Linked DNA regions of Homo sapiens: region 2 is linked to region 1. Evidence: chromatin loops called from intact Hi-C (ENCODE). Cell type or tissue: A673. All regions are shown on one strand. Links, peaks and the distances in the headings refer to the core of each region. The heading gives the core; the rest is flanking DNA.

Region 1 (5,370 bases), core at 115-5,114:
GGTTTCACCATTTTGGCCAGGCTACTCTCAAACTCCTGACCTCAAGTGATCTGCCCGCCTCGGCCTCCCAAAGTGCTGGGATTACAGGTGTGAGCCACCGCGCCCACACCCGGCCTAGACACACTTTAAAAATGCTGCTCTACTTCCTAGCCCTCTTCTGCCTGTCACCCTCCTTTCTCCTCAAACCATTCTTCCTTCCTAATCTTCCTACTCCCAAACTACGGAAGAAAGAGAACTGCTGGATAATTATTCTTTTTTTTTTTTTTTTTTGAGACAGAGTCTCGCTCTGTTGCCCAGGCTGGAGTGCAGTGGCGCGATCTTGGCTCACTGCAAGCTCCGCCTCCTGGGTTCAGGCCATTCTCCTGCCTCAGCCTCCCGAGTAGCTGGGACTACAGGCACCCGCCACCACACCTGGCTAATTTTTTGTATTTTTTAGTAGAGACGGGCTTTCACCGTGTTAGCCAGGATGATCTCGATCTCCTGACCTCGTGATCCGCCCGCCTCGGCCTCCCAAAGTGCTGGGATTACAGGCGTGAGCCACCGCGCCCGGCCTTGCATAATTATTCTTGAAACACTTAAGATTCATGACAAGGGGCAGAATCTAGGTAGAAAGTGCTTAACTAGATGTTAAACCCTGTGGCTTGAGAGCCCCAATGTTAAACCAAAGAGGTATAGTAAAGGCTGGTGATAGACCAGGAAAAAGCCTGCCCCCACCTAAGCCCCCAGCTTTACCCCGCTTTGGTCATGGCCAAAGCCGTGTTGGGGCTCAGGCCTGACGGACCAAAAGACAAGGCCCATCTATAAAGAATCTTGGAGGCCCATTTTGTATTTGAAATACTTCAAAAATTTCCAACAACATCAGGGCTAATATTTGTACAGGCAGTTACTTCAAGTAAAAACAAGAGAGATGGGTACAAAGTGAGGAAAGGGAGGTAGGATCAGGGCTGGGCTAGCACTGGTGTGTGGAGTAACCTGATTAAACCGTGCTGTGCTTCTGTCCTCTCCTATTGTCTCTGAAAAACCATCTAAATTTGCTTTATAAACATGTATAAGCCATTCTCTATAAGTGCGTGGCTAAGAAGATAATTGTTCTGTTAAGTTTTTTCTTAGAGACAGGGTTTCACTCTTTTGCCCAGCTGGAGTGCAGTGGTACAATCTTGGCTCACTGCAGCCTCCTGGGCTCAAGCCATCCTCCCACCTCAGCCTCCCGAGTAGCTGGGACTACAGGCTCGTGCCACAGTGCTTGGCTAATTTATTTTTGTAGAGATGGGGTCTCCCTATGTTGCCCAGGCTGGTCTGGAACTTCTGGGCTCCAGCAATCCTCCCACCTTAGCCTTCCAAAGTGCTGAGATTACAGGTGCGAGCCACCATTCGAGCTCATTGTTTTATTTTTAAAGAACATTAATAAAAATTATGGCCAGGCACAATGGCTCACACCTGTAACCCCAGCACTTTGGGAGGCTGAGGTGAGAGGATTGCTTGAGCCCAGGAGTTCAAGACCAGCCTGGGCAACATGATGAAACCCCATCTCTACAGAATACAAAAAAAAAAAAAAATTAGCTGGGCGTGGTGGCTCACGCCTGTATGCCTGTATCCCAGCAGCTCCGGAGGCTGAAATGGAAGGATCACTTGAGCCTGGGAAGGTCAAGACTGCAGTGAGATCATGCCACTGCACTCCAGCCTGGGTAACAGAGTGAGACCCTGCCTCAAAGTAAAAAAAGATAATATAGATATCTGCCACTATACTTAGTGTTTATTCTGTGCCGGCCAGATCCTGGGCATTTTACCTAGAATACCTTAACTCGTTTCTTTCTTTTTTTTTTTTTTTTTTTTTTTTTTTTGAGACAGAGTCTTGCTCTGTTGCCCAGGCCGGACTGCAGTGGCGCCATCTCGGCTCACTGCAAGCTCCGCCTCCCGGGTTCACGCCATTCTCCTGCCTCAGTCTCCCGAGTAGCTGGGACTACAGGCGCCCACCACCGTGCCCAGCTAATTTTTTGTATTTTCAGTAGAGACGGGGTTTCACCGTGTTAGCCAGGATGGTCTCGATCTCCTGACCTCGTCATCCTCCCGCCTCGGCGTGAGCCACCGCGCCTGGCACCTTAACTAGTTTCTAAACTCCAGAAATATTAGTGTTCTCAGGCTTTCAGAAGAGAGCCATGGTCTAACACGAGGTGCTTGGTAACTGCATGGTCATGTGGTCGGCTTGCTGTTTTCGCCTGGTGACTTCCTCACCTGTGCGGGGTCTGCCCGTTTAACGCACCTGCAACATGCATTCCTGGACAGTGGGTGGCGCCATGGAACCATCTGCCGTTCTCACTGCACCCCTTCATTTGTGGCAGCCTTAGCTTTTAGTGGATGAGGGGAGTCTATTGGTTGATAAAAAAGACTGTGAGACTTTTAAAGCATATCCATCGACAGTGATAACGAGGAGACGTAAGCAGGAAAGGAGGCAAAATGATCCACTATGCCAGTGGTCAGGAAACGTGTCTCAGGAGGTGGCACAGAAACTGCCAAGTCCTTGGCATGCCCCTGGCTGGGGCCTGCGTGGGCCAGGCTGAGAGAGCTGTGGACTGAAGAGAAGCAGGTGTTAGACGTGCAGACAGTTCCCGGGCAGGAGCTGGAGGCCGAGGAAAAACGCAGCTTGCAACATGCTGGAGTTCAGGAGCAAGCTGTGTGTGTGTCTTAAGAATTGCTTGTAAGAGTTACTATAACCAAATCGACAAATGTCAACTTGGCTAATAAATCGTACTTGGTAGAATAAAGAGGACAGTTCTCAGTGCACGATCCTGTTTCTTCCACAATTCCGGTCTCCTCTCCATGGTGCCTTCGCTGAGGCAATCTGTGCTTTCCCTGAACTCTGTGTCACCTCTCAGGCTAGCCGTCCTTAGCCATGAACAGAGCTAATGAACATGAGCCATGAACATGAAGCTGTCCAGGGGTAACCAGTGAGTTCAGCTCAAAACAGGGGAATGCCAGAGTGTTGTCAGCATGAGTGGGGAGAAACATGTAATTCAAGAATGTAGCCGGGCGTGGTGGCTCACGCCTGTAATCCCAGCACTTTGGGAGGCCGAGGCGGGCGGATCATGAGGTCAGGAGATCGAAACCATCCTGGCTAACACGGTGAAACCCCGTCTCTACTAAAAATACAAAAAATTAGCCAGGCGTGGTGGCAGGCGCCTGTAGTCCCAGCTACTCGGGAAGCTGAAGCAGGAGAGTGGCGTAAACCCGGGAGGCGGAGCTTGCAGTGAGCCGAGATCCCACTACCGCACTCCAGCCTGGGCAACAGAGCAAGACTCTGTCTCAAAAAAAAAAAAAAAAGAAAAAGAAAAAAAAAGAATGTAAAAGGGCACGTAGTTCAAAGTCTCTCAATCTATAAAGGAGGCACATGGCAAATCATTGGCAGAAATAGGGTCAGAACCCAGGAAGATTTTGCCTTAGTCGAACCATCACTTTATTTCTGCACTTACAATGCTGATCTCAAGGAAATGAATTGATGCTAGTTCATTTCTTCTATGATCTATTAAACTGATCAAAAAGAGCCTTTTGCAGGCCTGTTTTTAGACTTGTAATTGACACTTGCTGAAATCTTTCATGTCAATGCCCACCAGTATGTCCCTGATCACTAGTGTACAAAACTGTGTCACAAAGAATCTATTTGGGCCAGGCACGGTGGCTCATGCCTGTAATCCCAACACTCTGGGAGGCCAAGGGGAGAGGATCGCTTGAGCCCAGGAGTTCAATACCAATCTGGGCAACATGGTGAAACCCTGTCTCTATCAAAAATTAAAAAATTAGTTGGGGGTGGTGGATGCCTGTAGTCCCAGCTACTCAGGAGACTGAGGTGGGAGGATGGTTTGAGCCCAGGAGGCAGAGGTTGCAGTGAGCCAAGATCACACCACTGCACTCCAGCCTGGGCAACAGAGCCAGACCCTGTCTCAAAAAAAAAAAAAAAAACAGAAAAACTGGCCACCCATGCACCTTAGCCAAAAAGAATCATATGAAAAAGAAAATACATGTTGTGCATGTGGAAGACTAAAAAAATAAAAAAGGAAAAATCAAGTTGTAAGAATCGACTCCAGCTCTTGTCCTGATTTTTAGGCTCTTCTTGCTTCTTTCCATGTGTTCATCACTGTGATGCTGATAAGAGCCAGAAAGCCTAGGAAAGCTTTGTGGACACTTTTTTTTTTTTTGAGACAGAGTCGCATTCAGGCTGGAGTGCAGTGGCACAATCTTGGCTCACTGCAAACTCTGCCTTCCCAGTCCAAGTGATTCTCCTGCCTCAGCCTCCCAAGCAACTGAGATTACAGGCACCCGCCACCACACCCAGGTAATTTTTGTATTTTTAGTAGAGACAGGGTTTTGCCATGTTGGCCAGACTGGTCTGGAACTCCTGACCTCAAATGATCCTCCCATCTCGGCCTCCCAAAGTGCTGGGCATAAGTCACCACACCCAGCATTTTTTTTCAACTTCTGAACATAGGGCAGCTTAAAAATGTGAAGGCCGGGCATGGTATTTCGTGCCTGTAATTCTAGCACTTTGTAAGGCCGAGGTGGGAGGCTCACTTCAGCCCAGGAGTTCGAGCCTGAAAAACACAGTGAAGCCCTGTCTGTACTTTAATACAAAAAATTAGCCAGTCTTGGTGGCACATGCCTATAGTTCCAGCTACTCAGGAGGCTGAGGTAGGAGGATCCCTTGAGCTCAGGAAGTTGAGGCTGTGGTAAGCCAAGATCACACTACTGCACTGCAGCCTGGACAACAGGAGACCCTGTCTCAAAAAAAAAAAAGGAGGGGGGGGTGCCGAGCGCAGTGGCTTACGCCTGTAGTCCCACCTACTCGGGAGGCTGAGGCAGGAGAGTTGCTTGAACCCAGGAGGCAGAGGTTGCAGTAAGCCAATATCACCCCACTCCACTCCAGCCTGGCAACAGAGCCAGACTCCGTCTCAAAAAAAAAAAAAAAAAAAAAAAAAAAAGGCCGGGTGCAGTGGCTCATGCCTGTAATCCTGGCACTTTTGGAGGCCAAGGCGAGACCAGCGTGGCCAACATGGTGAAACCTCTTCTCCACTTAAAATACAAAAATTAGCTGGGTGTAGTAGCGCACGCCTGTAGTCCCAGCTTCTCAGGAGGCTGAGGCAGGAGAATTGCTGAAACCTGGGAGGCAGAGGTTGCAGTGAGCCGAGGTCATGCCCACTGCACTCCAGCCTGGGTGATAAAGCAAGACTTCGTCTCAAAAAACAAACAAAACGTTAACATTCAGAGGCAAGCGATGGGGTCTATGAGATAGTTCATTTGTGTTGCTGCTGAACCAGTAAACAATGCCAACAAGAACAAACCTGGGAAGCGGACCTGGGCAGGCATGCAAAGAATGTACAC
Region 2 (5,370 bases), core at 80-5,079, 98 kb after region 1:
GAGGAAGAGAAGACCTGGACACTTCTAGAAGGGCTTCCAGAGGGGACGATCGTGATACCCAGAGCCCCAGGCTCCAGTGTTCTCAATCAATGCTCCTTCAGCAAGAGGCCCTGGGGTAGCAAAAGGACTCTGGCTTCTGCAGAACAGCCTCTCCACCATCCTCCCAGCCTCAAGCCACCTCTGTACCCCAGGCTATTGGAGATTCAACTGAAATTCTAAATTGTTATATTTCTTCCTTGGAGGACTCTCATCGAAGGTGGGAGGACTGCGGCCAGGAGGCTGGGTAGAGCAGGGAGAACAGGGAGGGGCTCCAGTTCCTAAGGAGAGGAGAAGTGGGAAGGAAGGAGTGTGTGTGTGTGTGTGTGTGTGTGTGTGTGTGTGCGTGTGTGTGTCTGTTGGGGTGGGGGAAGAGGCACTGTAAGAAACATGGATAAGAAGAAGCTATCTCCACTCTCATAACCCATTGGGAATGAGGCTGGGATTGGTCAGGGTATAGAAAGCCTCTTAGGCAAAAATAACCAAAATGCCACCCCCTCCCTGGACCATTTGATGTCTGGACAAAGACCAGACACAGCTGTGCTTGGTTGCAGGGCCCCATGCAGGGTTTGGAGGAGGAGAGGTCAGGTCAGGGCTGGTGCTGGAGAATGGGAGAGTCAGGCCCCAGGAAGGCTAACCAGGTCTCAGCAGAGGAACAAGAGTAGAACAAAGTAGAACTTCAAGGTAAAAGAGCGGCCTCTCCACACCCTGTTGGGGATACCTGTGGGGGAAGGGTGTGGAGGACTTATGCCAAAAGAGCAGTCAGCCCAGAGGCCTTGGGCCTCAGCTTTTTCTATCAGGGAGTCAAAGACCAGGGGTAAAGTAGAGGCAGGCAAAGCAACAGTCAGAATGGTGTTGGCCCTGGCTGGGGTGGAGATGGTTGGGGAGGGTGATGGGAAGGTGGCTGGAGGGGAAGAAGCTGAAATGGTGGGGGCCCTACCTCACCTCCTCCCACCCCCATCACATTCCCACATTGATGGTCACACCTGCTGGGCTTCTCTTGGCCTCCTGCCCACGGCCTTCTTTGTCTCCATTTCTCTCAAGCCCTGCAGGCACCTGGGAATCAAGACATCACAGGGCTCTAGAGCTGCTTTAACCACTAAGCAGCAATGTGACCTTTGGAAAAGTCACTATTCCCTCTGGCTTTCAGGTTCCTCACCTGCACAATGGGGACCATTAGTTTATAAATAAATGGAATAAATACAAGAATATAGGTGAAGGACCTGCAAAGTGTGTAGCACACTGGTGGCCCTCCAGAAATGAAGCTGTCAATCAGTGTTCATAGAATAAAAATAATAAGTAGATAGAATATTATGTAGCCATAAAAAGAAATTGAGTATTGATAGATGCTACAGTGTGGATGAAACTTGAAAACATCATGCTGAGTGAAAGAAGCCAGACACAAAAGGCCACACACATATTGTATGATTTCACCTACGTGAGGTACCTAGAATAGGCAAACGTATAGAGACAGAAAGTTGAATAGAAGATATCAGGGGCTTGGAGGAAGGGCATGGGGAGTCAGTGATTTTTTTGGGGGGCTTTTTTTTTTTTTTTTTGGACAGTCTTACTCTGTCACCCAGGTTGGAGTGCAGTGGCGTGATCTTGGCTCACTGCAATCTCCACTTCTTGGGTTCAAGCAATTCTCCTGCCTCAGCCTCCCGAGTAGCTGGGACTACAGGCGTGCGCCACGATGCCCGGCTAATTTTTTGTATTTTTAGTAGAGACGGGGTTTCACCGTGTTGGCCAGGATGGGCTCGATCTCCTGACCTTGTGATCCGCCCACCTCGGCCTCCCAAAGTGCTGGAATTACTGGGATTACAGGCGTGAGCCACCGCGTCTGGCCGGGAGTTACTGTTTAATGGGTACAGGGTTTCTGTTGGGGATGATGATGACAAAGTTCTGAAAACAGACAGTGGTGATGACAGCACAACATTGGGAAGGGACCACCTCATGCCACTGATTTGTGTACTTATGAATGATTAAAAGGTAAATGTTATGATATGTATATTTTACACATTAAAATTTTTTTTAAAAGAATACATGTTACAACATGGATAAACCTTGAAAACATTATGCTAAATGAAAAAAGCCAGACACAAAAAGCCACATATTATATGACTGCATTTACATGAAATGTCTAGAACCTGCAAAGCCACAGAGCTGGAAGGTGAATGGATGCTTCCCAGATGCTGGAGGAGGGGAGAACTGAAAATATTTTTGAACTAGATAGGGGTAGTGGTTGCACAACACTGTGAATATATGAAAAGCCACTGAAGTGTACGTACACTTTAAAATGGTAAATTTTGTGTTATGTGAATTTCATCTAAATTAAAAATAATGTAATACATCGAACTCTTGTAGAGCGTTTCTCAGTTTCCTTCTAACGCCATGTCCGTGATTGTCTTACATGGTCCTTCTCTTTGCTCCTCTCTGCTTGGTGTATGTGAGTCTATGTGTGACGGGGTGTGTGAGAGCAGAATTGAGGGGTGAAGGAGCGTTTCCTGAGTGCTCCACGGGAGTGCCAGGGCTCTGGGAATTTACCCAATCTCCTCACTCTGGACTGGGAATGAGGGTGGAAAGGAGGGTTCCCTTTACATAGGATCCAAAAATGTCAGAGCTGGGCAGGCCATTAGAAAACACGCCTAACAACCTCAGACTTCAGATGGGCAAAGTGAAGCCCGTCGAGAAGTGACTTGCTCCGGACCACAAAGCCAGGCAGCCTCCTGGCGAGAGGACGGGAGGGGTGTGCTGGAGCGGGGACTGCAAGGCCTGGGCTACCATCTGCTTCTCGGGCTACTTGCCACCTCACAGCGAGAGGCCCTGGGCATGGTTAGAGGGTGGGCAAGAAGATTTAGGGAGTGGGAGGAAGAAAGCCATTGGGATTCTTGAAAACAAGCTGCCTACTCTCTGGCCTTAAGCTAGGGGCGGGCAGAAAGGAAGCTGCACTCACACAGGCTCCTGCCCTGGCAGACCCTGCCCACCCAGAAGCTCCCAGCCTCTAGTCAGGACTTCACCCCGCCCCACCACCTTCCAGCCCTGCTCTCCGGAACAGCCTCTGCTCTGCAGCAGTATCCAGGCTCTCTTGTTCATCGGCCAGAGACACAGAAGTAAGGCTTCTGGCGCCCCCTAGCTCCAGCAGGCCATGGGGGTCTGCGGGGCAGCAATAGCAAGCACGCGACCTTCCGGGCCTGGGGACCCTAACGAGGCAACCCCCAGCCAGGCAGGTGCAGTGGTGTGCACCTGTAGTCCCAGCTACTTGGGAGGCTGAGGCAGGAGGATCGCTTGAGCCCAGGAGTTTCAGACCAGCCTGGGGAATACAGTGAGACCCTAACTCAACAAAAAAAAGAAAAAGAAAATCACCCCAGCTCAGCCTACATACACTTGGCTGGCAAGCATGAGCAACCTCCTTACTCCATCCCCACACACGAATGAACCTAGAGGTCCTGAAAGCCTTTGGTGGGGTGGGGTGGGGGGAATCTCTGTATCTGTATCTGCCTAAAGATCCACTCTTTCACCACAGCTGGAGTGCAGCTCTGAGAGGGAGGCAGGGGTGAAGGTATGGACACCCCTTTCCCCCACATACTTCACTCCCCAGAACACCCTGTGCCCTGCTGAATGCCACCAGCTTCACGGACAACAGTTAATCCCAGCAAAGGAAGTCTTCCCAGCCATTTCCGGGCCAAAAACTCCCCTCCCTCCACCTCCCCCTTTCCAAGCCTGATCTTGGTGTCATGACCTGAGCTGCTGACGCAAGTTCCTGAGCTGCTGGGAGCTTGAGGAATGGCTGGGGCCAGGGAGTCGGGAAGCTGTGGGGACTGGGAACCCCTGGGGGACCATACAGGGCCACCCACGTTGCCAGTCATGCCCTGCCAGGGTTGTCTCATCTAATTACCATGCCTCAAAAAGCCCCATAGCTGCTCCTTGAGATGACAAACTCGAGCCAAGATCCCCTCTGCAGACAGTCCCCACCCAACTCACTTTCCAGCTTCCCTGCGACCCTCCAGCCTTCATTCCAACTCATCGCTGCCTCACTTGCTGGGAGCCCCTTGTCTTCATGCCTCTTTTCCATCACTGAGCCCTGTCCTTAGTTGTGCTGCCACCGAGCCGCACACATTTGCTCTTTTCATTACACAGTGTCAATAGTGGCTGCTGCCCACCTGCCATCACAGGTAGCGGTTCCCGTGGCTCTTCACATAGCTGCTCCACTTATGTTAGTCCCAAGCCAGTTCATTCCCTGCCAGTCCCAGGGCAGAGCCTCACGAACGCCTCCACGCTTGTAAAGAATGTGGCTGCATCTTGCCATTGTCCAAATTCCAAGACAGGAATTTCGATGTGTGGCTTCCCTTAGACCACACTTATGTTTACTGGGTGTTTATGGAACGTTGACACTAGGTATCATGACATGGTTCCCAAACAATAGTCAGTGACTTCTTTAGTCTGAGTATCACTAGGAAGGGGAGGTCGTGTCCAAGGGTGCCAAGTGCAGGCCCACAGCTTAGGCAAGGAGGAGGGAAAAATACAGGGGAATGGAAGCGGGAAATAAAAAAGATAAACAAAGAGGGAGGGACAGGAGTGCTGAAGGTAGGTCCTGTATGATTTCCACCTTGGAGATACTAAGCTGAGGCATACAGTTTACTATTATTTAATTTATTATAATTATTATTTTGAGACAGGGTCTTGCTCTGCTGTCCAGGCTGGAGTGCAGTGGTGTGATATTGGCTCACTGCAACCTCTGCCTCCTTGGTTCAGGTGATTCTCCTGTCTCAGCTTCCCAAGTAGCTGGGATTACAAGCGCACACCGCTATGCTCAGCTAATTTTTGTATTTTTAGTAGAGACAGGGTTTCGTCACATTGGACAGGCTGGTGTCGAACTCCTGACCTCATGTGATCCGCCCACCTCAGCCTCCCAAAGTGCTGCGATTACGGGCATCAGCCACCATGCCCAGCCTTATTTTATTTTTTTTGAGACAGGGTCTCACTCTCACCCACGCTGGAGTGTAGCTGTGTGATCTCAGCTCATTGCAACCTCTACCTCCCAGGCTCAAGCAATCCTCCCACTTCAGCCTCCTGAGTAGCTGGGACCACAAGCGTGTGCCACCATGCCTGGCTATTTTTTTTTGTATTTTTAGTAGAGATGGGGTTTCGCCATGCTTGCCCAGGCTGAACTCCTGGGCTCAAGAAGTCCTCCCTCTTTGGCCTCCCAAAGTCCTGGGATTACAGGCGTGAGCCACCATGCCTGGCCTAGTTTACTACTTTTTGCTATTCTGTCTCATTCAAACTTCGCACCAACTCTACAGATTATGTGTTATTTCATTTTTACAGATGAAGAAA

What was found. Hi-C counts contacts between places; a loop is a spot of excess contacts. Peaks named below come from ENCODE experiments on the same cell type or tissue, not always from the same donor. Only the 100,000 strongest peaks of a DNase experiment are listed, where the experiment ranks them.
Region 2: it touches region 1 in a loop (6-fold over the local background); 46 of 110 quality-filtered maps call a loop at or near these places.

Annotation. Positions count from the first base shown.
Region 1 is chr12:2,941,711-2,947,080 of GRCh38, reverse strand. No RefSeq gene overlaps it. Among named protein-coding and RNA genes, the nearest start is that of TEAD4, 15 kb to the left of the region's middle. In A673, for the core only: a CTCF peak has its summit at 2,284 (motif pointing right); a DNase peak (open chromatin) is centred at 2,300.
Region 2 is chr12:2,843,889-2,849,258 of GRCh38, reverse strand. It overlaps TEX52 (testis expressed 52), which reads left to right. Exons shown (of 3, transcript NM_001365174.2): 3 at 1-213. The coding sequence ends at 28. It also overlaps a transcript of ITFG2 not described here. Among named protein-coding and RNA genes, the nearest start is that of TEX52, 10 kb to the left of the region's middle. RefSeq lists enhancers at 2,459-3,444, 3,445-4,432. In A673, for the core only: a CTCF peak has its summit at 3,166; DNase peaks (open chromatin) are centred at 3,098 and 3,788; H3K27ac peaks cover 825 bases.